Regions from separate parts of the Homo sapiens genome. Here all the other regions are linked to region 1. The links are chromatin contacts, found by Hi-C or POLR2A ChIA-PET in ENCODE. All regions are on one chromosome and are shown on one strand. Each heading gives the region's core, a stretch centred on a gene start or an enhancer-like site at or near the end of the contact. The rest is flanking DNA. Distances are from core to core; before and after follow the strand shown.

The links. A loop is a pair of places that touch in the nucleus more often than their neighbours do. ChIA-PET counts read pairs that join two places held with the same protein, here RNA polymerase II (POLR2A). Pooled maps may share reads with other maps.
Region 2: a loop to region 1 is called in a pooled map, with 8 times the contacts of the local background. The contact joins the promoter of SEC22C here to the promoter of TCAIM in region 1. A Hi-C loop is called at or near these places in 2 of 37 single-sample maps with no recorded cell type and 9 of 50 pooled maps. POLR2A ChIA-PET finds 5 or more read pairs at or near these places in 1 of 52 experiments (K562).
Region 3: a map of lower leg skin shows a loop between it and region 1 (17-fold over the local background). The contact joins the enhancer-like site here to the promoter of TCAIM in region 1. A Hi-C loop is called at or near these places in 1 of 168 maps with a recorded cell type or tissue (lower leg skin). POLR2A ChIA-PET finds 5 or more read pairs at or near these places in 1 of 52 experiments (K562).
Region 4: a loop to region 1 is called in a map of dorsolateral prefrontal cortex, with 15 times the contacts of the local background. The contact joins the promoter of SACM1L here to the promoter of TCAIM in region 1. A Hi-C loop is called at or near these places in 3 of 168 maps with a recorded cell type or tissue (CD8-positive, alpha-beta T cell, dorsolateral prefrontal cortex and naive thymus-derived CD4-positive, alpha-beta T cell), 1 of 37 single-sample maps with no recorded cell type and 17 of 50 pooled maps.
Region 5: a loop to region 1 is called in a map of naive thymus-derived CD4-positive, alpha-beta T cell, with 32 times the contacts of the local background. The contact joins the promoter of LIMD1 here to the promoter of TCAIM in region 1. A Hi-C loop is called at or near these places in 1 of 168 maps with a recorded cell type or tissue (naive thymus-derived CD4-positive, alpha-beta T cell), 1 of 37 single-sample maps with no recorded cell type and 7 of 50 pooled maps.
Region 6: a loop to region 1 is called in a map of CD8-positive, alpha-beta T cell, with 23 times the contacts of the local background. The contact joins the promoter of POMGNT2 here to the promoter of TCAIM in region 1. A Hi-C loop is called at or near these places in 2 of 168 maps with a recorded cell type or tissue (B cell and CD8-positive, alpha-beta T cell) and 6 of 50 pooled maps.

What each region holds. Positions count from the first base shown.
Region 1 is chr3:44,336,956-44,341,080 of GRCh38, forward strand. TCAIM (T cell activation inhibitor, mitochondrial) reads left to right here and starts at 1,811. Exons shown (of 11, transcript NM_173826.4): 1 at 1,811-1,879. LOC105377055 (a long non-coding RNA gene) reads right to left here and starts at 1,163. Exons shown (of 4, transcript XR_940782.4): 1 at 750-1,163. RefSeq lists enhancers at 824-1,477, 1,162-1,331 and a silencer at 1,472-1,861.
Region 2 is chr3:42,580,244-42,584,368 of GRCh38, forward strand. SEC22C (SEC22 homolog C, vesicle trafficking protein) reads right to left here and starts at 1,724. Exons shown (of 7, transcript NM_032970.4): 1 at 1,603-1,724. It also overlaps a transcript of SS18L2 not described here. RefSeq lists enhancers at 1,191-2,017, 2,010-2,139 and a silencer at 1,480-1,809.
Region 3 is chr3:42,689,332-42,693,456 of GRCh38, forward strand. KLHL40 (kelch like family member 40) reads left to right here. Exons shown (of 6, transcript NM_152393.4): 5 at 1,528-1,674; 6 at 2,551-3,213. The coding sequence ends at 2,662. HHATL (hedgehog acyltransferase like) reads right to left here. Exons shown (of 12, transcript NM_020707.4): 11 at 3,746-3,887; 12 at 3,332-3,544. The coding sequence ends at 3,420. Among named protein-coding and RNA genes, the nearest start is that of KLHL40, 5.9 kb to the left of the region's middle. Within about 2 kb of position 1,805, at least 3 of the 41 ENCODE cell types and tissues checked have a DNase peak (open chromatin) inside an H3K27ac peak, as active enhancers do.
Region 4 is chr3:45,687,713-45,691,837 of GRCh38, forward strand. It overlaps SACM1L (SAC1 like phosphatidylinositide phosphatase), which reads left to right and starts at 1,684. Exons shown (of 20, transcript NM_014016.5): 1 at 1,684-1,785. The coding sequence starts at 1,754. LIMD1-AS1 (LIMD1 antisense RNA 1) reads right to left here and starts at 1,170. Exons shown (of 3, transcript NR_033947.1): 1 at 664-1,170. TRR-ACG2-1 (tRNA-Arg (anticodon ACG) 2-1) reads right to left here and starts at 1,359; the gene lies at 1,287-1,359. RefSeq lists enhancers at 486-555, 1,066-1,115, 1,376-1,665 and a silencer at 1,696-1,875.
Region 5 is chr3:45,592,088-45,596,212 of GRCh38, forward strand. LIMD1 (LIM domain containing 1) reads left to right here and starts at 2,664. Exons shown (of 8, transcript NM_014240.3): 1 at 2,664-4,125. The coding sequence starts at 2,793. RefSeq lists silencers at 1,671-2,140, 2,151-2,280 and an enhancer at 2,371-2,540.
Region 6 is chr3:43,103,960-43,108,084 of GRCh38, forward strand. It overlaps POMGNT2 (protein O-linked mannose N-acetylglucosaminyltransferase 2 (beta 1,4-)), which reads right to left and starts at 2,120. Exons shown (of 2, transcript NM_032806.6): 1 at 1,877-2,120. RefSeq lists a silencer at 1,888-2,207.

The DNA of each region.
Region 1 (4,125 bases), core at 561-3,060:
CTGTATATTTATGCATGGCCTCCATTAGTCTAGCTTGGAAAAGGGAAGGGTCCTTGGTCCTGAGTGATCTCTCATAATTTAGAAAAATTAACAGGTTTTATTTCATTCCTTCCAACAAACATGTTATAATCTTCTCTTCCCCTGTCTCTGTTTGGGCTGGCATTGGCAGCGTGGTATTGCCAATTGGGTTCTGTGTTGGGGACAGCTTCTGCCCTGGCTCTATTATTAGGATTGCCAACATGAGTTTCGTCTGCCCAAACTCGAGCTAAAGACCGTGATTTTTTCTTCGTGGGAACAGCAAATAGTTAATACCACAAATGTGTCTTGCCAGGTTAAATCAAAGGCAATAAAGCCCGAAATTCTTGAATGAACTTAGAGGGATCCTGGCTAAATGAACCCAACTTGGATTGAATTTGCCAAAGTTCAGACAATGGAAAAGGGACATGAACTCAAATTGTTCCCAAATCTCCGTTTGCCACCTTGTGGAGAGGCATAACACTTGGGGGATTTTCTGAGGACTTTGTACTAGTGGCATATGTAACTCCTGTGCAAGTATGTGAGGGTAATAAAGTATCTGGATGGTAGGGGACAGGGGTTGATTGGGGCATGGAGCAGATGGCAAGGGGTGCACAATGAGTTTTGACATGCGTGCATTACGGAGATGCATAGAAATTCTAGTTACTTTTAAATTTGGAGGGAAGAAGTCTGGTACCAGATGCTGGCTTTAGGTAACAGGGAAGTCTAGTTACCTCTAAATTCCTCAGGTAAGGAGTTTCTGCCTAAGGATGGTCGGCTTCATGGCCACCAGGTGATCTTTGCTTTCAATTCTATTGGCTTGATTTCATCTGTGGCAGTTTCTGGGGGGAATCAAAATTATAGGAACAAAATAAAACTAACAGTAAAACTTTCATGCTGACTGGGGAATGCTTAACGTTTAAAAATAGGTGCTGAAGGGTCCAAAGCAAACAACACAAGCCGGAAAAGAAATGTTTAAAAGTTAGCTATATTTATACAAGGAAAACCAAAAGAAATACTTAAATGAGACTTTTAAAATTCGAGGCTCTCCACTGAGACTTGTTCCCTGGCGCCAGCTCCGGGAGTTCCGCAGAGCCTCGCCCCCTGCCAGGGCGCCCGGGGCGAAGGACCGCACGGCGCATGCGCGCCTCCTCCAGCAGTCCCTTTCCCCTTCTTCCCCAAGATCCAGCGCGTGCTCGGTTGCCCTTCTCCGTTCCTTGCAGGCCCTTGGGTCAGGACCCACCACCTGCCGGACCATCATTTTCCGAGTCCCTCCGGCCTAGTCGGAGTGCTCGCTCGCGCCTCCTAAAGCTCTCAGCCGAGCGCGCCGAGACCCCTCAGGGCGGCCGGTAAGAAGGCGGAGGGGCGGGGGCTCAAAGCGCGCGGCGAAGGTGCAGCAGTTACCAGGGTGCTGACGTCAGCTAGAGGCAGGGCACCGCGGAAGGTTGAATCCACGCCCTGGCTGTGCGCAGGCGCCGTAGGGGGAAGGCCTGGCACGCTCCAGCCAACCAGGGCGTCACCTGCAGCTCGTCCCCCTGCCCGGGCTTGCCTCGAGCGCCCTGCCGCCGCCGGAGCGGGGAGGGTGTTGGGGGCAGGTGGAGCCGGGAGGGCCCAGCTGAGAATTCAGGGTTGGGGGCTCAGAGGGCACTGCGGCTAGGAGCCCGTCAAAGCCTGTCGCCCACCGGGGCGAGGGCAGGTGGGAGCGCCTGGCCGTGCGTCGCGCGCTGGTTGGCCAGCTGACGCCCCAGTGCGCATGCGCGTCCGAACAGCCCTGCGGGCGGAGCGACTGTCCTCCCTTCTGGTGTACTGGGTGGGAGGTGGAACTAGTCGGACAAAGCCCTCGCGTCGGACCCTTGCCAGAACTGTAAGGAGCAAGAGGGGAGGGGCTCCGGTGGTGCATTCATGCTCCTCTAGGGGGGAAGCGGGGTCGGAGGGGAGTGCTCAGAGCCACCTTAGCGCAAAGTGCTAACTTTTGAATTGAGGCAGTGCCAGGGGACGCAGTATCCGCATCGCATCTACATTTTAACTCGCTGTGAAATGAGAACGCAAAGACGATTTAGGTTTTATTGTTTCCGACTTATATTTTTCCGAGGTCTTTGATTTACGGGAAATTGTTACGTACTAAATCTCATATAGCGAGATTTAGAAAAGGAAGCTACAGAATCTAGGCTAATGTATCTAATAGCATTTCCTGCTTTTGCTCTTTTTCTTTGCCTTTTTCCCCTACTCTAAGAAGTTCATATTCAACTGAAAAGCCATGAAAATTACCGCTTTTGTCCCTCCTTGATATAACAAACTGCTTTCAGAAACCGTACAAGATAGTCACTAAGGGAAGTCACAGTTCAAATGAGAGTGGCATGATATTAATTTTGTTAAAATAAATTACTTTCAAATAAAAGTTGTGCCAAATGGTCAAAGCTCAATCCTGAGAGCTCTATTTGGCACACACTCGGTGTTAGTTGAAAGTAAGCAAAACAAAACCGTTTTTCGTGTACTCTTCCATAATTTGGATTTTTCACTGATTTAGGTATCTTTCCACCAAATTTGGTTTGAAACTGCACAGATTTAATGCCTCACTTAGAACAGATTTTAGGTAAAATTAGAAATTTTCACTTTATGAAACAGAAACTAATATCACTGTTAAGTAGATTAAAGTAGTCATTTACAATGGTTTGTAAATAAATTTTATCCTTCCCGGTCCTCTGCCCTCTTCCAGGAAAGGCACCATTTCCTTAGAGAAGACCTTCCTGAGCTCTCCCCGCCCCATTCCAAGTGTTGCGTCTGGGAGTTTCTCATATTCTGTGCATGTTTGTATTATTGCATTTACTGCGTTGTTTTATACTTATCTGCTTGTGTCTGTTTTTACACTCCCCCCTCCCTCTAAAAGTCTTTTGAGTATTAGAATTGTCTTAATAATTTTCTAGTCCCAATGCTTTACGCAGGACCTGGCCCATAAGTGGTGATGAATGGGTGAGTTAAAGACTCGGTATGCCTCCCAAGTGTGATAAGACAGTGCAACCTCTTCAGTTATTTTATAGCATTTTCCAAGTGGAAGTATAGTGGGCTAAGTGCAGTATGGACAGGAACCACCTATGTAAGAATTTATCTGAAGACGAGAAGCCTGCGGTTGATGTGGATGTCCCAGACTTTTGGAGCTAGTGTCTGAATGAGAGCACCCAACTCTACTCTGAAGCAATGTGTCTTCAGTCAGCTGATAGTAATTTGATTTTCTGTGTAGCTAGTCCTGAAAGAGGAAGAACATTAGATCTGAATCTTCTAGTTGTCTTAGCAGTTATAATCTCAAAGTAAATTTACAGATTGACATTCCAGTTATCAGGCCTTCTAATTTAGCTTCCCCAAGGCCCACGTATTTCTGTCTTGAAGTGATAAAATTGGGTTCTGTTCTTACAAGGTTGAAGACTAACCCAAGATCTGGGCGTTGTGAAGCGGCAGGCAGCCATGCCTGCCAACCTGCTGGACATTGTCTCTACTTAGAATTTTGGTTTTTTTAATCTGAAAAGTACATAAACCATACAGGAAACAAAGAACTAATTCAAGCAAAAACTTGAAATCCTCCTTTGATTTTTAGCATAAATTGGGTAGCTAAAGATCCAAGTTTGTATTAAATAATTATTTTTAAAGAATTAAAGCTTAAACATTAACAGATGCCCCAGAATCCTCTTTGGTGATAGAATCAGGATTCCCTAATACAGTGGTTCTCAAACCTGAGTGTGCATCAGAATCCCTGACAGTGTGTTAAAACAGATTCCTCCATCCCACCCAGATTCTGATTCTGCAGGACTCGGATGGGACCTGATAATTTGCATTTCTCACGGATGCTGTTGCTGCTTTGAAAACCACTGCCCTAAGAGTTATTTCTTTCTCTCCTTCCTACCCTGTCCCTTTCTTCTTTTCCAAAACTGGATCCTCATCTGTCACTTAGTCGTCAGAGCCCATTCTTGAAGAGCTTACAGGAAATACTCAAAAGACTCATAGTACTCGGTTTTTCATTCTTATTCTTAAACAGAACGAGAAAATATATTTTTAATTTTTTCCAATGATTTGTATAGGAAGTGATCATCTTAGAGCAATAATTTTGTTGAATGGATA
Region 2 (4,125 bases), core at 474-2,973, 1.8 Mb before region 1:
ACAGAAAGAAAGAGAAAAACAGAGAGAAAGAGAGAGATGACTGCACCTTGCAAAATAGGAATTTAGACAAAACAGGCTTCATTTGGCACACAAATATTCAAACACAAAGTGTTCACCATAAAGTATATACAGAATACAGAAGACTCAAATACACAATACAGAAGACAAAACTGAGTTGTGCCACCCTTACTGAATTCACCTTCAGCCACAGGACTTGAGAACTGGTTACCAAATCTGTAGATTCTATTAAGGCTCCAAGTTGCTTGGGGATGGAGTGAAGAGGAGGGTAGAGGTCAGTTTCGTCATTTGTTAGGAACTAAGAGGGGTAGGGAACTAAACTTGATAGGACCTTTTACACTGATAATGTTATTAAATGCTTGTAACTATAAGGTAGACATAATCTATACCGGATAGGTGGGAAAACTGCAGCTGTAAGGCTCAAGAGGTAAAGCTAGATTCAACCCAGACTTCCTTACTTCAAATATTCTAAAGCCTAGGATCTTTCCACCACATCCTTCTTCTACAAATCCAACTTTGGGAATTACAGCTACTCCCTTTCTCTAAAATAATTTCTTCTCCTTAGAGCACTAATAAGCTAATCAGAGACCTGTTGGTAGAGGAAGGAGCCTGAGATTACACTTGTTACAACTGCTCTTTATCCACTGTATTACCTTGAAGTCAGGTTGTCCTCTCTATGATCATGTTACTTTTTGAATTTAGTTGATTTCTAAGTTATTCTAAGAATAAAAAACACTGACTCCAAGATGGCTTCTGTTGCAAATGCAAACACTTAAATCAGAGCTATTAACATTGTCCAAAATGTACTTTCCAGAGGAAACACTATTTGTTTATTTAATTCTATCTGGCAACGTTAAACCATTTCCAGTTGCTTCCATTTTTCATTTTACTAAAATTATCTTTAGTGGGATCAACTCTTCTCTGCAAAATGTAATTAAATATTACCCTATATGTTGGTTCTGAGCTGTATTTTTTTCTGACCATGTCACAAATTTCACCAATTACTTTTCACACTGGCAATAGTCTTCCGTGGCTTTTATTTCTACAAACCTAATTTTTCCCCGAGTGCTTTATCCTTCTGGCTCTGGAGGTACATGTGTAAATCTGTAATGAACACAAAACCTGTAATGGAACGTCCTACACCTAGTGCTCTGAAAAGTTGGTTCAGTGTATCCAATATTTAAAGTCTAATAACACGGGCATGCTAAGGGAAGTTTGCTATTCAGATTAAACAATGCTCTGACGTGAGCTTCGTGAATGGTTAAAGAAACAATCGTCCCCTTTCTCACTCCCCATCTCTTCCAACTGGGAGAAGCCCTTGGCGCCCATCTGTCAGCCCAGGGTTCCTGCAGGCGCGTGCCTTGGGTGGCCCCGGGGTCCGGGAACAGGCTGACGGGAGAAAGGGGACAGAGGACTCCAAGAAGCCCAGTGAAGCCCCGTGGGGAGCCCCATGGTCAAGGCCGGGACTGAGGGCCGGGTGGGCCCTGGGCCGCCTCCACCTCTGGGCCCGCCCTGCGCCACACCCTAACCCGCCTGCTCTTGGCTAACGGGCCGCGGCACCCGCCTCCGCCCGCCAGCCCTCACCTCGCCCGGACGGCGGCCTTCGGAAGTCGGCGCCTGCCAGCTACCCGCCGCCTCCTCAGCAATCTTAGCCGACCGGGAGGGCTCGGCCCAGGTCACCGGCAGCCCAGGCGCAGGTAGGCCGTGGTGCGCGTGCGCGAGTCTTGAGCCACCCCACCTCCCCCCTACCCCGCATTCGCTGCTGCTAAGCGACACCCGCACCCAAACCGACCAATCCCGGCGCGCCTCCACAGCCCCCGTCCCGGCGAAGGCGCGAACGTAGTGGTTCTTAAAGGGCTGCGACCCAAACGGAGAGGGAGTGTGACGGGGGCGCGCGCCTCCCAACTTTCTTCCCACCTCCCGGCTCTCACCGCGGCGGTTTGAGATCCAAGCCTGTAATTCTCACGTCCGGAGGTGAGAAGGAGCCTTCGTGATCTAAGCTCGATTCCTGCCGGGGTAGCAACCGGACTGACGTCTGGAGGCGGGGAGGCTCCGCGTGACAGAGTGATAACGCCCGGGGCGTATGTTCTGCGGTCCGCGCGGCTGGGCGGGAGGCCCGAGATAGGCAAACCAAAGAGCACAACCTACTGCCAGCCTGGATGGGGCGCCAAAGTCCGACCCAGGGGGACACACCCCAAGCTGGGGACCGAGGCACCCACAGATGGATGACTGGCTGGAAGGAGATTAGGTAGGTAGCAGAGTCCGTCCATTTATTCATTTAGCAAGTATTGAGCACCTGCTATGTGCCAGGGGTTGTGGACAAAGCGAGGAATTCCTGACACGAAAAACTATGTTAAGAGAGGAGGCAGGGTGAGAGCACCCTTCAAACAATCAAACACCTGTATAAATACAAACTGCTCTTCAGGGAGGAGCAGGGGTTTTGGGAGAATTTACAGAAGCTTCTAGGCTGGTGTTGGGAATCACAGGAGGCTAACTAGGCAAAGGGGAGAGGAAGTGTGTTTCAGATGGAGAGATTAGCATGTATATAAGAACTCTGTGGAAGGCAGCAGAGCTCCTTTGAGGGATGAAAAGAAACCCAGAAAGGGGGAAATGGAAAGTTAGTGCTTAATAGGTACAGAATTTCAGCTGGAGAAGATGAAACAGTTCTGGAAATGGATAGTAGTGATGATCACACAACAATGTGAATGTACCAAATGCCACAGATCTGCACACTTAAAAATGGTTATGTACATTTTACCACAAAAAGAAAAGAAACTCAGAGTTTAGAGAATAAAGGAGTGGAGTGAGATCCACTAGAGCGAATAGAAGGGGCAGGACCATGTAGGATTTTATGGACCATAGTGGAAAGTTTAGGACCATAGAACACTGGTCAAAATTGCATTTTATAAAACTCACTTTGGCTGCTAAAGTGCAGATCAAAATGGAGAAGTCTCAACAGAGCTATGGTGGGACTGGCCTGGGAGCCAGTGCAGTCATCTGGGCAAGAGAGAATGGAGCTGGAGTGTGGACTAGGGTGAGAGTGAAGAAAAAGAGATCTAAGAAGGCTGCAGAGAAATGTAGGAGCAAAATCAATAGGACTTGGTGATGAGTTGGATGTGAAGGGGCGATGAAGCAGCTTCAAGGATGATGCCACTGTTCAGCCTTGGATAAATGGATGGATGGTGCAGGGATTCACAGATATGGAGAACACTGGAAGAGGAGATAAGATTGATCTTGAGCTCCATCTTAGACAAGTTGAATTTGAGGCACCTTTGAGACTTGGTTAGGATTTTGCGATGATTAGTTTTAGATGTCAACCTGACTAGGTTAAGGGATACTCAGGTAGCTGGGGGAACATTACTTCTGGGTATGTCTATGAGGGTGTTCCCAGAAGATATTGGCATTTAAGTCAATGGACTGAGTAAGGAAGATCTGTCCTCATCTAATATGCGCAGGCACCACATAATAGAACAAAAAGGCAGAGGAAAGGCAAATTCTCTACTCTGGAGTTGGGACACCCCTCTTCTGCCCTTGGCATCAGAATTCCCCGTTCCCCTAATCTCCTAACTCTAGGAGATTAGGTAGTAGAGTCCGTCCATTTATTCATTTAGCAAGTATTGAGCCTTTGGACTCCAAGACTTGTACCAGTGGTTCCCCAGGTTCTCCCGGCTTGGGCCTTGGACTGGGAGATACACCATTCAGCTTCCCTGGTTCTGAGGCCAAGTCTAAGACAGGGTAGTCTTGAACTGAAGCAGTCTACCAGCCTCCCTGGTTCTCCAGCTTGTAGATGGTCTATTGTGGGACTTCTCAGCCTCCATAACTATGTGAGCCAGTTCCCCTAATAAATCCCCTCCCATATATCTATAGATATAGATCTATATTGTAGATATATAGATATCACATTGGTTCTCTCTCTCTGGAGAACCTTGACTAATACAGATGTCAACACAGCAGGTGCATATACAGGTTGCAGGTCAATGTAGAGGTCTGGGCTGAACACAGACTTTTTTTGAGGCTGAGTCTCACTCTGTGGCCTAGGTTGGAGTTTAGTGGCACAATCTCGGCCCACTGCAACCTGCGCCTCCCAGGCTCAAGTGATTCTTCTGC
Region 3 (4,125 bases), core at 555-3,054, 1.6 Mb before region 1:
AGCAGTGAACAAGACAGAAGCTGCCCTGCCTGGGACATCAGAAAAGAGAAAACTGAACTGAGAGACAGTTGGACTCAGCTCGCAAAAGGGGTGAGGGTGGTGGGAGGAGGTTGCCCCAGACTAAGGAAAGGTGGTGCTGAGGCAGTTTGGAGAAAAAACTCAAGGCCTATAGGAGGGAAGGTGTTGCTCCAGCTGGGTGGAGGTGGGTGGGTGATGGAGTTGGGATGGCGGTGCTGGGGCTGGAGCGGGGGCCAGCAGGAGAGGGACTGTATCTCATCTGTGTTCTACTAAAGTACTTCATGGCAACTGATATAGAGAGCAGATTAGGGATTTCCCAGGGGTCAGGAAGGTCAGGGGTGATAAAGGCCTGGAGCTGGGGGCACAGCGGAGATGGGGTTGAGGGGATGCACCGGACAAAGACAGGCCAGGGCTTCTTACACTGTGATGGGCATGCAAATCTCCTGGGGATCGCCTTAAAGTGCAGATTCTGATTCTCGGTATGCGGAGGGCTGAAAGCCTGTAAGTCTGCATTTCTAACGCACCCCCAGGAGATGCTGACGCTGCTGGGCCATGAACCACACTTTGAGTAGCAAGAGTCTAGGAGGTGGGAGAAACAGGGCTTAGCTATTGATTGGATGTGGGGGTGAGAGGGGGAGAAGTACATGCTTCTGAGTGAGGGTGGGAGGCCATTTACTGGATAATCATTGGGATTGGGTAGGGAAAGTGAGGGTCCAGTTAGGACATGTGGACTTGAAGTACCTGGGGGTGTCCAAAAGGACCCCACCCGGGAGAGAGAGGGCTGAGCTGGAGGGAGAGATCTGGGGGTCAGTAGCACACGGAGGGGCCAAGCTCCCTCAGGAGAGAGAGTGTAAATGGGAGGAGCTGAGGTCCAAGCCCTGATGGTGGAGGCAGCTGCATTATCCAGGAAGGAGGCCACGAAGGTGAGGCCGAAGAGATGGGTGAGGAAAGTCACGTCAGCAGGGCTGTGTGCTGTAGGACCTCAGTGCGTGTGCAGTGACTGTGGACCTCAGGAAGGTCAGTTTTGGAGGATGGGACTAAGGCCCAAGGCAGGAGCCAGGGTAGCGAAGATACATTGAGAACAACTGGGCTGTGAAGGGAGAAGAAGGATAGAGCAGGTGTGCAAGGTGGGTGGGGCTGCAGGGGCCGCTGAGGGGCAAAAGGACTGCGTCCAGGGCAAGGCTGGGGGCCTGCTAGGGGCTGGGGTTGTGAGTTGGAGGGTGGAGTTAGTTCAGGAGAGGAGTAGGGGCAGTGGGGAGATCCATGGTGGACTTTGCTGGACAGGTTGGATAGAATGGCAAGAGGACAAGGAAAGGAAAGTGGAGGAGCAAGAGAATGGGGAAGGAAGGGAAGACCAGAGGGACAGGGAAGGGGAATGGGGTTGGGGGCATGGGTGCCTGGGACTTGGATTGCAAAGGGTTGCAGTTGGAGCTGTGGGTGCTGGGTGGCAGGGACAGTCACTGGGCTTGCCGAGGCATCCCAATGATGCACCTTCTCACACACCCCCAGGTGGGCACCCTTCGAGGCCTTCCCACAGGAGCGTAGCTCACTCAGCCTGGTCAGCCTGGTGGGTACCCTCTATGCCATTGGTGGCTTTGCCACACTGGAGACGGAGTCTGGAGAGCTGGTTCCCACAGAGCTCAATGACATCTGGAGGTGAGTCCCACCCTGGGGAGGCAAGGGGGCATCATGAGCAAGGCTGACACCCCATAGCACCATGGTGGGGTACCAAGGCACTGGGCAAGCTCCTCTGGGGGCAAAGCGGATCCCTCTTCTAGGGAGTCCTGTAGGGAGGAATAGCCAACATACCCTGCTTGGCCGTTTCTCACCAGTTTGTTGGGAAAGTCTGGGCTTGCACAGATGACACCATGCCCCACTGTGGAGCAGCAACAGTGTTGCAGATGGGAGCAGACCCAAGCTTAGGTCATAGACTCACAGAAACAGGGCCCAAATAGCAGCCGGATTTTCTTCTCTCCTGCCTTCCGGGTGCTTGGTCTGGAGGGAGGGCTGCCACTAGGGCTGGGAAACAGTTGGAGCCCTGGCCTTTCAGAACCATTGCTCTCTATGGCTGGTCCTTTGTGGGGGTGGGAGAAGGAAACTTTAGCCTCTGGGGCATCTCCTTCCTGAACCTGCAGCCATCTGCACTGCTGCAGGCAGCCCCTGGGGAGCAGTGCTGCCGGAGGCTGAGACGTGAGACTTAGTAGAAATGGAGCATGGAAATTCTCAAGGAGAGGACATTGATGGGGTGGTGTGGGCAGTGTAGACCTTCCTGGAGGGGAACTTTGAGGAATATGGGAACACCCCTTGAGAGGTGATCTTTCCTGGGGAGAAAGACCCTTCCTGGAGTGTGGGGTGGGTGTTCCTTGGGGTGGGTCTTGTGGGGGGTCTCCTTTCCCAGAGCCTGGGGATTTTCAGGAGCAGATCTCCCTAGAGATGGGCCAAGTGCCCTCAGCCACCCCTCTCTGCTGCGTTCCACTCTGGACTCAGCTGACCAAGCTCTCCATCCTTGTCCCCACTCTCTCTCATCCCCAGGTATAACGAGGAGGAGAAGAAATGGGAGGGTGTCCTGCGGGAGATCGCCTATGCAGCAGGTGCCACCTTCCTACCAGTGCGGCTCAATGTGCTGTGCCTGACTAAGATGTGACCAGCTCAGGCAGACTGAACTAAGCACCCCTCCCATCCTGCGACCCTCACTGGCCTGGCCTTGTGGGGGCTCCAGAAAAGAGGCTAGGAGAGGCCAGAGTCTACCTGGATCCAGTTATGGTGCCTCAGGGGCTGCGTCAGCCAAGGAAAGGGAAGTGCTGCTTAGTCCTGGACTTTTGGGCAAGGGTGAGAAACTAGAGGCTTCTCCAGTGTTGCCATATCCCCCTAGGTTGTCTTGATCCATGAACCAGAACCACAGGGCGGTATCCCAGGCCGTGTGCTGGCCCTGCCCCAGCCTAGCTGAGTGTGCTGGCAAAGTTCCCCACAGGACTCAGCCTTCTCGTCTGTCCGATGGGAGCATCCCCATCAAGTGCAGTGTACAGTGCAGATATGTCTCCTTCTTTAGGAAGAATAAAGTGCCTTCTGAGCAAGCAGCTCAGGGTCTGCATCAGTGCTCCAAGAGTCAGTGAGCAGGTGTGTTGAAGACTTGGGGCTTCAGTGTTCTGCTGTTGGGCTGCCAAGGTCGATGGTCTCTGCTCTCCATCTGGTGTCCCCTCCACCCTATGGGTGGGAACCCTCCCCTGCCTGAGGCCTAGAGCCTCCAGCTCCTCAGCCACTATGGACGTGGAGCCAGGGGACTGTGGGAAGAAGGGTCAGGGAACAGCCAAGCTGTTGTAGAAAAGTCTTTTATTCTATCGGTCAGGCCCCATCTGGCCCAAGAATAGCTGAGCAGAGCCCATCCCTCTACCCGCTCCCTCCTACTCCGGCTTCTCTTTGTCCTGCTTCTGCTCCTCCTCCAGTGCCAAGGTTCGCTCACGCTCCTTTACCAGCTGGACGCCACAGTAGGTGACAAACAGGATGGACAGCGTGGTCTGGGGGAACCCTGTGTGGGGAGGGAGTCATAGATGCTCAGGAGCAGCACTGCATCCTCAGCGACTTTTGTCTTCCCACCCCTCTCCCCGCTTGATGGGCCCTCCCTTCTGAGTCCCAGGGGTGATGAGGGAGATAGGAGGCATTTTGGAAGGTCACGGTCCTTGAGGCTGATGCCTGGCACCTTCTGTATCCCCACACCCCTGTCCCTCACCTGTGAGTAGCAGGCGCCGGGCAACCAGCTCTGTGAATTTGAGGCTGTTCAGGCTCACAAGGTTGTACATGATGATGGCCCAGAAGTTCATGGCTCCAAACAGGGCCCGGACCCTACGGGACATCTGCACTGACAGAGAGGCCTATCCGGTCCAGGAAAGCATGGGCAGCGGGACAAGAGGCCAAAGGAAAGAGGACATGGTGGGTCAGCAGCCTTACCCACCTGGCCAGTCAGGTCTTGGGGCTATGTCTGGGTCTCGGAGAGCCCCAGGTCAGCTCTCCCTCCTTGTTAAACATGGGGAAACAGGTCCAGAGAGAGGACAAGGCCTGACCAACATGGCAAGGCCCAGGTGCTCCATTCCTCATAGAAGGGAGGGAGGG
Region 4 (4,125 bases), core at 434-2,933, 1.4 Mb after region 1:
CAACCTCCTGGGCTGAGGTGATCCTCCCACCTCAGCCTCCTGAGTAGCTAGGACTATAGGTGCACACCACCACACCTGGCTAATTAAAATTTATTTATTTATTTAGTAAATAGAGATGAGGTCTTGCTATGTTGCCCAGGCTGGTCTCGAACTCCTAAGCAGCATCATTTTTTCTAGGTGTTAAACTGACAACCACCCAAATTCCCAGCATAAGGATTCTGCTTAAAATATCTAGCTCTCTGATGAAATATCTTCAAAGAATATTTAATGACCTTAAATCTCAGACAAAAAGGTAAGGAGACAAAATGAGGAACCCATTTCCGTACAACCCCAATTTGGAAAAACACATGTGCAAGTATGCCCATGTTAAAAAATATAGAAGAAAAAAAGGCTTTAAGGAAAAAAAAAATAATAGTAATGATTTAGGGTGGGAATCGCGTTAATATTCCCAATAATTTTATATATTTTAAAAATCTATAATTTTATCAGGGGAAAACGTTATGTTGCGGAAATTAATTGATCGATTGAGTGATTGGTTAACGGACAGTGTCCGATGACTCATATAATCCCCCGGTTCGAGTCCCTTTAGGCCGCAGACGTTTCGCGCCTTCTCGGGTGTCCAAGTCGCGCATCCATACAATGAGGGGTAATATACTAGATTACCTGAGGTCTTCTTACGGTAAAAACACCGGTGTCTTAAGGTTTCCCAGTGGAATTTGGGGGCCGGGTTGACTTCGGAGCTGGAGCTCGCAAAGGCCGGGGCTGCTGCAGATTCTGACGCTTTGTGGACCCCTACTACCGAGCGCAGCCGCACCGCAGGTTTTCTTCGCTGCTGGTTAGATCCAAAGCCCATCCCATCCTAGTAAACTGGGACAGCGCCGCTTCTCACATCACTATGGGGGCTTCTGCTCCGTGGCGGGGAAAGGCCAGAACTGCTGCCTTAAATACGCTTTTGCATCATCCGGTTGCTAACCTCCGGCCACAGCATTCCCCACTCCAAAATGCCACTTTTCCAGGTGTGTTTGCCTAAATTTACCCCATTTACAGACTTCTCAGGTGCATCATTGGGAACAGGGCGCTTTGCAGTTTGCAAACCACCTCAGACAACTCCAGGTTTAAAGGATAAAGGATGACATTGTGAGCAAAGCGGCATCAAAATTTCAGATATTTAACTTTCACATTCTAACCATACACCTTTCCAAGGTCTTGTAATACTTTCACATTGTGAATATACATCTTTACAAGACCCAGTAGTACATGGGTCAAGTGTGGCAAAACAGACATCGCGAGCCAGCCAGGAGTCGAACCTAGAATCTTCTGATCCGTAGTCAGACGCGTTATCCATTGCGCCACTGGCCCCGACTTGCTAAAGCCTTCTCCGTGATAGCTGATCACCCTTATACAGTTTGAACGGGCTTCCGGGTACCAACGATCCATTTTGCCCTTGCGCCGCGCTCCCGCTGCTCTGCCTTTCCCCAAAACGCGCCCCACCAATCCGCAGCGGCTTCGTCACGGCGCTCTTCGTCGCACTCCAACCCGCCGCGTCGGCGGCATCTCTCGCGTGCTCTTGCTTGCGCACTAATTTGTCCTCCACCGCCTCCCGTTCAGGCCGGCTCTCCTGCGGGGCGGGGAAAGGGGTGGGAAGAGGCTGGGAGCTGCGGCCGCTGTGCCAGGGTGACCGGTAGAGTTGTAGCCGAGGTGGCGGCGCGGGGCGGGGCGGGCGGAGAGAGAAGGAAGGAGGTGGTTGTGCAGGATGGCGACGGCGGCCTACGAGCAGCTGAAGCTGTGAGTCCCACGGGCCAGAGGCCTGAGGCGCGGCGGGCGGGGCGGCAGGTGCGGGCCCTGGCCTCGGGGAGGGCTTCTGAGTCCCGGATTGCAGATAGGGTGTGGGAGCTCCTCGCATTTACCGGTTTTCCTCAGCCGGCGCGGCCTCTCCTAGGCCTCGCCCGAGTAGCCATAGGCCGGGAACCAGCGGCTCGCCGGCCTTTCTCCACCGTGCTCGGCCCCAGCGCCCACGGCTGAAGAGAGAAGCTGCCGACTGGCCCCCACCGAGCCGGGGTCGGCGTTATGATGCGGCCCTTCAGGGCACGCTTGTCCCCACTTTCTATGCAGAGCTACCGACTAAATTTATCTGTATGACTTAACAGAGAAAAAGAGTTTTCTCTTACTTAACGGACCTACAGCAGCAATTTAGAGTCTACGCACAAATCAACAAATCTTTGTTTTGCTTACAGCCTATCTGGGTACCGAAGCCTGCCTGCCCCCTCTTCAGTGTGCAGAAAAAATTTAAAGTACAGTCAGTAGTCTTAAGGTCCTGAAGGAGTTTACTTTGGTTTAAATTTTAAACAGCTCCAGCCTAAAGCAGGTTCTTAAGTCAGTGTCGACAGCCAGAGGCTAATCTCGGTAATTTTGGTACTGCAAATTGACTTTTCGGTAAATCCAAGTTCTTGAGTCTTTGATACAGAGGCTGTGGTTGTTAAGAGTTATAAAATAGGTGTTTTTAAGGGTTTTGGTTTGTCTTGGATTAAAAACAACATGTGTTTATTTCCCTTAGTGTTACCCATTAGCATCCACACTTTTCTTGTCTGTGAATAATTTTGTTGTACTCACTTCGTGTTTAATGCTTTACCCCTAGGCTGTTTGAAAATCTGGTGGCCACAGCCTGGGAATATCTGGTAGGAGAAACAAATGTAATTTTTTAGAAGCTTATCTATCCCTGTATATGAGCTAAAATACCTTGGCAGTTAGGCATAGATACCGCATTTCTTTTGCAGGGAAATGACACCAAAATGTGGTTTGGGCACTTAAGCTCCTCAGACCTCAACCTCACTAGTAACTTTCTGAAAGGTTCAGTGGAAAGTTAGAGGTGCAAAATTCAGAGAGGTCATCTATTCCACATTGTATGTGTTGCAAAAAAGATGATTGCTTTTTCTACAGTGCACCCCCTGTGGGTGCCATTTCTGTTTACTGTAATGTTCTTTGAAAACCCTAGCTGCACACTTCCCTCCACATTTTCCTCTCCACCTTTCCCTATTTTCTCCCAGTTCCCCTTTGCAAAGTGCTCACCTCGTCTTTGGTGAAAGAGTTGAAGGAAGTGTCTTCCACTGCGTTTCTGGCCAGGCCACTGTCACATGTGCTCTGCTAGCTAATTAGGTTATTGTGTATCTGATAGGCACTGAAGGGTTTAATGTGATCCTACACCAGGTCTCAAATGTGTTTAAGCCATATGGAGCCATGGCTTCATGCAGCTTAGCGTGGCAAAGATTGAATAGGATGGAGAACTTGAGAATTATGATGATTGTTTTTCAGCTGCCAGAACACTAAATTTAACCAGTTCAGACCTTAAAACAAACCCAAATCCTCGCATACATAAAAGAGAAAGGAAATTTGTCCCTGAAGTAGTAAGAATGATGTTTTTGTATTGATTTTTGTGAGAAGTGGAAACTCTTAAATTATTTGGGTGATAAAGTCAAACTGGGGTTATGTGAAAGTCATTCTCTCATTTGTCAGTCCTAGCTTTTTTTCCCCCTGAAAAAAAAGTTTAGAGTGTTTCTGTAAATGTGAAGGTACAACTTTTTTGCACCTTTTTCTTTACCAAGGGGTTTATGAGTTAGAGTTTCCATTTTTATTCCTTCCTTTTGGCCCTTCCTGCTCTGAGGCTGCTGTTGAAGGTTTTCAAATGTGGCTCCTGCCCTAAGGAGTATTCTTTTTTGGATGCATTTAGAAGTGAAATTGGTTTCTGTGTAAGAATTGGTAGGAGATAGTAGCCATTTTTTAAAATGTGTCTGGAGATGTGTTTTAAGAAATATCCATGCAAAAGAGATAGTTCGATTATTTTATTACAAAAGGATTGCTAAAAGGATTTATTTAAATGTTGAAATGCTTGTTTTTTTTTTCTTTTGTTTCGTTTTGTCTTTAAAGAGATGGGGTCTCATTCTGTTGCCCAGGCTGGAGTACAGTGGTTTGATCATAGCTCACTGCAGCCTCTAACTCCTAGTCTCAAGCGAGCCTCCCACCTCAGCCTCTCGAGGAGCTAGGACTACAGATGCACACCACCACACCTGTCCTACTTCGGATTTTAAATAATAATTCTGTCTGCATTATGCCATGCTTTTTCTCCAGCCC
Region 5 (4,125 bases), core at 1,414-3,913, 1.3 Mb after region 1:
ACTTTTAAAACTTTATATATGTCTGTATTGTTCAAAGTTGTTATAGAAACATGTATTACTTGTAGATAAAAAACCAAAAAAAATTTTTTAATAAAAATACTTCATTTTAGTATAGTGCTTTATAGCAGTGCTTCTGTAACTTTATTGTGCAAATAAACCGCCCAGAAATCTTGTTAAAATGCAGATTCTGATTCAGTAGGTTGGCAATGGGGCCTAAGATTCTGCATTTTCAACAAGCTCCCTGGTGATATGGAGTCCATTAACCATACTTTGGGTTTACGGCAGCGGTCCTCAATCTTTTTGGCACCAGTTTCACAGAAGCCAATTTTTTCACAGACGGGATGAAACTGTTCCACCTCAGATCATCGGGCATTAGATTCTCATAAGGAGCGTGCAACCTACATTCCTCATGAGGGTAGTTCATAATAAGGTTTGTGCACCCCTCTGAGAATCTAATGCCACTGCTGATCTGACAGGATGTGAAGCTCAGGCGGTAATGCCAGTAATGGGGAGTGGCTGTAAATACAGATGAAGTTTCGCTGGCTTGCCTCCTCTCACCTCCTGCTGTGCCACTCAGTTCCTAACAGGCCACAGACCAGTACTGGTCAGTAGCCCAGGGGTTGGGGACCCCTGGTTTACAGAATATAAAGCACATTCATATATATTATCTTATTTGTTCTCTGTCACAACTCTGGCAGATAGGGGTTCACTAATTCACTTATTCGACCATTAGGTACTACTATTAATATATACCAGGCACTTGGCATACAGATATGGTCAAATGGAGTGGGAAACCTACCACCCAACCAAACAAAAAAAAACGCATGTTAACCAACAAATAAATAATTATAAATAGTTATCAGAACTGAGCAGGAAGTAAAGAGGGTGCTGAAAAAGAACAACAGGAACCACTCTGAGGAGGCCTCTAAGAGGAGGTGACTTCAGCAGGGATGGGAAAGATGAGCCACTCAGTTTAGGGGCAAGCTCTGGGCAGACACCAGGAAGCTCCTGCAGCTAGAGTGCAGGGAGGGAGGGAAGATCCCTAGATCTGGCCCAGAAGGCTGCGGCAAGGGGCCGATTTCAATTTAATTCTGGGGTAAGCACTGAGGATTTAGGTAGAGAAGTGTCTGTTCTAGTATTTGCCTTAGGATCACGATGGCTGTAGTGTGGGAAATGAAACCTCTCCAGGATCGCCTGGGAACTGGTATAGGGAGTCCCGGGCCATGCGGGGGCGCCAAGGAGTCAGGCCTGGTGTCCCTGCAGCCGCGCGGATCCACTTGCAGATGGGTCCCTCTACGAATAACGAGCCTACTAGGGCACGTGCTTTTACTGCTGCACTGAGGACGTGAAATGCGCGCAGGCACAACGAGACTTTCTTCTTTTTCGCTCTTTCAGAGGGCCCGGGCTCCCATCTACGCTTTGCTGGTTACGTTGGCATGTTGGGCATTTCCCCCTCTCTGCCTCAGTCTCCCGACCTGTCAAAGAGGACGGTGGGCCAGCCATGGGTGACACGCCCGTGCGCCTCTCCAATAGTGCACCTCGGGCAAGCCGGGCGGCGGGCACAGCCTGGACGGTGCCGGCCTCGAGAGGCACAAAGGGCTGGCTTTCCACCGGGGAAACTGAGGCAGTGGAGCGAGGAGCGGCGTCCTCGAAAGTCCTCGCAAACTCCCAGCGCCTGTGTTGGGCCCATGCAGGCTACCCAGGCCGCCCGTCTCCGAGCGGAGGACCCCGCCCAGCGCTGCCAGGGGCGGGGCCGGGCTGAGGACCCGAGGCTGGAAGGGAGGTCGGAGCACCCAATTCGGTCCAGGACTCGCAGGGGGCGGCAGTGGCGGCGGCGAAGTCCCGTGCAGTCCCAGTGCTAGAGCGTGGGACGGACTTGTGGGGCACCCCTCGGTGTTCTCCAGCCAGGCCTGGGGGCAGGAGGCCCAGCCACGCTGCCGGGTGCAGGCCTGCCCCTGGGCGCCCGCCCGCGCGCCGTCCCCGCCCCTCGGCCGCCCCCTCCGCCCCGGCGCGGGCTCGGGACGTGCAGAGCCGGCGAGCGAGCAGCAGGGACTGCGCCTGGCGCACTCACTTCCGCGTCCCGCCGCCCTCCGGCCCGCGCGCGCCGATCCGCCGCCGCCATCGGACAATGGGCCGCCAGCCCCAGCTGCCGTGAACTTCCTGCCGCTGCTCGGCCGCCCGTGCGTCCCGGACGGCGTTCCTGCCAGGCGCCGGCCGGGATCGCAGCTCCGGGGAAGCAGCGGAGGACCCAGCGCCTGGAACGTACCTGCGCCTCAGCCGCCGCGCGTTTGCTCCGGCCCGACTCGCGGCCTCGGCGCCCTCCCGGCCGATTCAGCTTCACCCGGCCCAGTCGGCTGCTGCCTTGCTGTGAGTTTCCGTGTTTGGTTGCCTAAGGAGGATGTGATTTTACTTTTTTGCTGTTTTCTTTTTCCTTTTATAATTTGAAGAGGAGAAAAGAACTCCGCTGAGCAGGCCCGGGACGGCGAAGTGCCACCAGCTACCCCAACAAGGACGTCTCCAGGGGAAAGGGAGTTGGAAGCAAACTTGGTCCAGCTGGCGTTGAGGTCTCAACTTCGGCTGGACTCTTAAATCCTGGGGTCATGCCCTTCACGCTAGGCAGGTGGAAGTCTTTACTTGTACTGGGCCGGACTTGAGCCCCGACCCTTCGCCAGCATCTCCCCGCTGCCCTCAACACACACACACACACACACACACACACACACACACACACACACACACACACACACACACACACACGGCACCTGGGCTAGGCCCGGACACCTGTCTGCAGCATGGATAAGTATGACGACCTGGGCCTGGAGGCCAGTAAATTCATCGAGGACCTGAACATGTATGAGGCCTCTAAGGATGGGCTCTTCCGAGTGGACAAGGGTGCAGGCAACAACCCCGAGTTTGAGGAAACTCGCAGGGTGTTCGCCACCAAGATGGCCAAAATCCACCTCCAGCAGCAGCAGCAGCAGCTCCTGCAGGAGGAGACTCTGCCCAGGGGGAGTAGAGGCCCTGTCAATGGAGGGGGCCGCCTGGGCCCACAGGCCCGTTGGGAAGTTGTGGGCAGCAAGCTGACTGTGGATGGTGCTGCCAAGCCTCCTCTTGCTGCCTCGACAGGGGCACCTGGGGCAGTCACCACCCTCGCTGCTGGGCAGCCCCCGTACCCACCGCAGGAGCAGAGATCCAGGCCATACCTGCATGGCACGAGGCATGGCAGCCAGGACTGTGGTTCCAGGGAGAGCCTGGCGACTTCTGAGATGTCTGCTTTCCACCAGCCAGGCCCCTGTGAGGATCCTTCCTGCCTCACTCATGGAGACTATTATGACAACCTCTCCTTGGCAAGCCCAAAGTGGGGTGACAAACCAGGAGTGTCCCCCAGCATCGGCCTGAGTGTAGGGAGTGGGTGGCCTAGCTCCCCGGGGAGTGACCCACCACTGCCCAAACCCTGCGGGGACCATCCCCTAAATCACCGACAGCTCTCCCTGAGCTCCAGCAGGTCTTCTGAGGGTAGCCTCGGTGGTCAGAATAGTGGCATTGGTGGCCGCAGCAGCGAGAAGCCAACAGGCCTTTGGTCCACTGCCTCCTCCCAGCGGGTGAGCCCTGGCCTGCCTTCCCCAAACTTGGAGAACGGAGCACCAGCTGTGGGGCCTGTTCAGCCCAGGACCCCTTCTGTGTCAGCACCCTTGGCCCTGAGCTGCCCCAGGCAAGGAGGTCTTCCAAGATCAAACTCGGGGCTGGGGGGTGAGGTTTCAGGTGTGATGTCCAAACCCAATGTGGACCCCCAACCCTGGTTCCAGGATGGGCCCAAATCTTACCTTTCCAGTTCTGCCCCGTCATCCTCGCCAGCTGGTCTGGACGGTTCACAGCAGGGTGCGGTCCCTGGGCTGGGGCCGAAGCCTGGCTGCACAGACCTTGGCACTGGTCCCAAGCTCAGCCCCACCAGTCTTGTCCATCCAGTGATGTCCACCCTGCCTGAGTTATCTTGTAAAGAGGGTCCCCTGGGCTGGTCTTCTGATGGTAGCCTGGGATCTGTGCTCCTGGACAGCCCCAGCTCCCCTAGGGTAAGGCTGCCCTGCCAGCCCCTCGTCCCAGGTCCTGAGCTGAGACCCTCTGCTG
Region 6 (4,125 bases), core at 870-3,369, 1.2 Mb before region 1:
ATTAATCGTAATGGTAAAATAACTCCTGTTCACTGGCTTTCACTCTCAGCCAGGCACAGTGCTAACTGTTTTACACGCATTATCTCATTTATTCCCCACTACCTGAAGTAAATGCTATTAATTCAATTTCACATTTAAGAAGGTATGCTTAGAGGCATTAAGTGAATTGCCCAGTGATACACAGCAATTAAGTAGAGGGGTTAGGATTCAAAACCAAGACGGACTCCAAAGCCCGTGATGACATTTGCAGGTTCCACCTTTCACATTCATTATTTCATCCAATTTAAGAAACCCTGGGAATCACGTGATTGGTAGGTCCTGGGGGGAAAGTATCCCACTGACAACCAAGCTGAGATTGGCAAGGACCCTTGGAATGGGGGATTTGGTAATCTAATTTTCTAGTTAGTGCAATATTTACTAGAAGGCTTTGTTTATTGCTAAATATTTTCTAAAGCAAGGCTCAGAGCAAGAACTTGCCAACTAGCATGCTTACATGGCCACGGTGGGCCCAGCCACCAGCACCATGCCCTCCTTTCTGCTGAAGATCTCCACTCTCCTTCTCGTTCTCGCAGGGGCCCAAGGCTCAGGAAGGAACGTGCTGACCACCCCTGGGGATGAGGGGACCTATGCTCTTTCCTAGCTCTGCAGGGACTGAGATTCCTCAAAATTAATATTGAAAGGATGAGCTGGAAGATCTGCAAGATTCATGAGAGCCAGAGAGGGCAGCTAGTACCATTAAAGATGAACCTGGACTCCAAGCACCTCTAACACTTTCTGTCGTTAGTCACCACGACTGCTGATATTTGCCACACACTTACTGTTAGACATACTGGGCTGAGGACTTGCCTGGCACTATTTCATCCCCACTGCAACCCCGTGATAAAGGCACTGTACTTTCATCTCCACTTCACAGAGAAAGAAACAGAGGCTAAGAGAGGATAAGTGACTTGCTTAAACGCACACCGCTAGTAGCCGAGAACCAAGATTTGAAGGCGGGGCACATATTGTAGTAAACATTTGGTGAATGAAACCTCCTCTGTCTATGCTCTTAGCTACTAAGTCCTATCAAGCTCGCCCCATAACCCTGAAGTCATCCTTTTCCACGCGGAGCCTTGCTTCTCCCAAGAGTACGCTCTAAGTGTTGGCTGGCAATAAAGTAGGCAGACACTGGTCGCCCTGCACCTGGTGCAAGACTCTGGCCTGACGGTCACATACTTTAGCAGAGAGTTCCCATCAGTGAGCTGGAGACGGGTTCCTAAACACACACATGGAGTCAGGAGTTCACTGGGTTCCTTCTTCAGAGGCTACTCTGGCACTGCCAAGCAGGCCGTGGCAAGCTCTTACCACCGGACACACATGGTAGGTGCCCTACTGGCCCCCAAAGCGCCCAGGAATCAGCTGCAGGCCTGCCGGGGTTCTGCCTTCAAAGGCAGTTGGGGAGGCCCAGGCCCGCTCCGCGCACCTCGCGTGGCTCCCCACCACCCCCGCCAAATGTGCACCACCCATCACCTCCCAAAGCAAAAGGGCCTGAGGACCCGACGCCAGTGCCTGCCACGAGCTGAGGGCTCGAACTGGCAAGCCCCAGGGCGTTGCCCAGGTCCCCGGCCCCCGGCCCCCGACCCCCAATCCCCGGCCCCCGACCCTGAGGGTCCACCCCCGCCCCGCCCACCTCCCGCGCCTCCCTCAGCTCGCTTCACACGTCACCCCTCAGTTCTGCAAACTCTCCTGGATCCCGAAGGCGTCCTAGAACCTCCCCCTCACCCCGGGGCCCAGCACCGCGTCGTCCCCTCCAGGGGGCCGAGGGTTCGACACCTCCACTTCAAGTCCCAGGCGGGTGTCGGAGTCCGCTCCAGCCCCAAGCGCGCGCGCGTCTTACCTGAAGCCTGGACTCCGCGGGACGAAGCCACCTCCGCCGACGCGTCCAGGAGGCCCCACGGCGGCGCCGCTTTCCCACCCCGCCGCCGCCCCCAGCGCCAGCTTCTGGCCCAGGAGGCCCAGAAGGCCCAGGCAGCCAGCACAGGTTTGGCCGCGCCGCCGGGTTCGCAGCGACCGCCACCTCCAGGCTCGCAGGTGTCCGCCGTGCGCCTGCCCGGCGGGCGAGCCCGGCGCGGAGCCTGTGCGCCTGCGCAGAGCCGCGAGTTCGGTTGCCCTGGCCCCGGCCACAACCTTGGCTCGCGGAATCCTGGGAGGTGTAGTTTTGCGTACGAGGACAGCCCGCGCCGCCACCAGCCTGCGGAATGTTGGGAGTGATAATTTGCGCCGAGAGGCTGAGTTTTACTTAGTGTTAGGATTACACAGTTATGGCAGTTCTGATAATAAATTTAAATGCAAGTTTAACCAACAACCAAATGTCATTGTAAAGTCAAGGTAATTAATACGTTTACATGCTTTTAAAAATTGTAATGCTACAGAGAACTTACAAAAGCACCAGTCCTCTGCGGCACCATTCCATTAACCAGCTGTCACCTTATCCCACCGTCCAGTCCTGGCTGTCCAGTCCTCAAGGGCAGCTACTTATGGCTGTGGCATCTGGCATTCCCGCGGATTCTCCGAATATACATATGCCCCTATTTCTTGAGTTATGAATTTTAGATCTTTTGACTTCTTTTTTAGATCTCTTGACTTTTTTTGAACTTAAGTCATCTAGAGATGCACCTACCACCACCAACTCCACCTCCATAGAGTTATAAGATTTCTACCTATCAAATTGGGAAAGCCCTGACTTTAATTTATGATTATTTTAAATTAGCCCAAATGTTAAGGTATTAAGTTGGTAAATTTTTGCAGGGCAATTTGTCAATACAGCCAAAAACCTTTAAAAACATGTAGTCAAAAGCCTCTAACCAAGAAATTCTAATAATTGTGGATGACTGCAAAGGCTGAATAGTGTTGTTTAGATGATAATAAACTGAAAGGCTGAAGTGGTGATATTACTTTCAGAGAGAGTAGAATTGACAGCAAGGAAAATTACCAAGAATAAAAAAGGGATAATTATATAATGATAAAAGGTTCAATTCACCAAGAAGACATAATTCTAAATGTGGATACACCTAACGACATAGCCTTAACATAAATAAATCAAATGATAGAACCATAATTAGAAATAGACAACTCTGCAACTGTAATTGGAAACTTCAGCATCCCTCTCTCAACAACTGATAGAACACTAGACAGAAAGTCAGCAAGGATATAGAAAAGATCAACACTAATACCATCCTAATCTAATTGATATTTACATAATACTTCACCCACCAACAGAATACACATTCTTTTCAAGCAACCTTGGTATATATATTAAGATAAACTGTATCCTGGATCATAAGTTTTTAAATATACAGAAGACATTAATATATATTTTACCAAAGTAGTTATACAGATGGCAAATAAGGACAGATGTTCATCACTAGCCATAAAGGAAATGCAAATTAAGACTATGCTGAGATATCACCATACACCTATTTAAAACAGCTTAAAAAGGCAGGGCGCGGTGGCTCATGCCTGTAATGCCAGCACTTTGGGAGGCCATGGCTGGCGAATCACGAGGTCAGGAGTTCAAGACCAGCCTGGCCAACATGGTGAAACCTCGTCTCTACTAAAAATACAAAAATTAGCTGGATGTGTTGGTGCGCGTCTGTAAACCCGGCTACTCAGGAGGCTGAGGCAGGGGAGAATCACTTGAACCCAGGAGGCGGAGGTTGCAGTGAACCGAGATCGCGCCACTGCACTCCAGTCTGGGCTACAGAGCAAGACTCCATCTCAAAAACAAACAAACAACAACAACAACTACAAAACAGCTTAAAAAATAAAATAGCAAATGCTGGTGAGTATGCACAGAACTGGATCTCTCATATATTACTCACAGATGGGTATATCATGGTAGTTTCTTTTAAAAAACTAAACATATGCTTCCCATATGACTCATCAATCACACTCCTGAGCATCTATTCCAGAGAAATGGAAACTTATGTTAACACACAAACTTGTACACAATTGTTCCTACTTTCTTTATTTGTAATTGTCAAAAACTGTCAACAAACAAAATGCCCCTCGATAGGTGAATGGTTAAATAAACTGTGATTACATCTATATAAAGAATATCATTCAACAATAGAAAGGCACAATTGA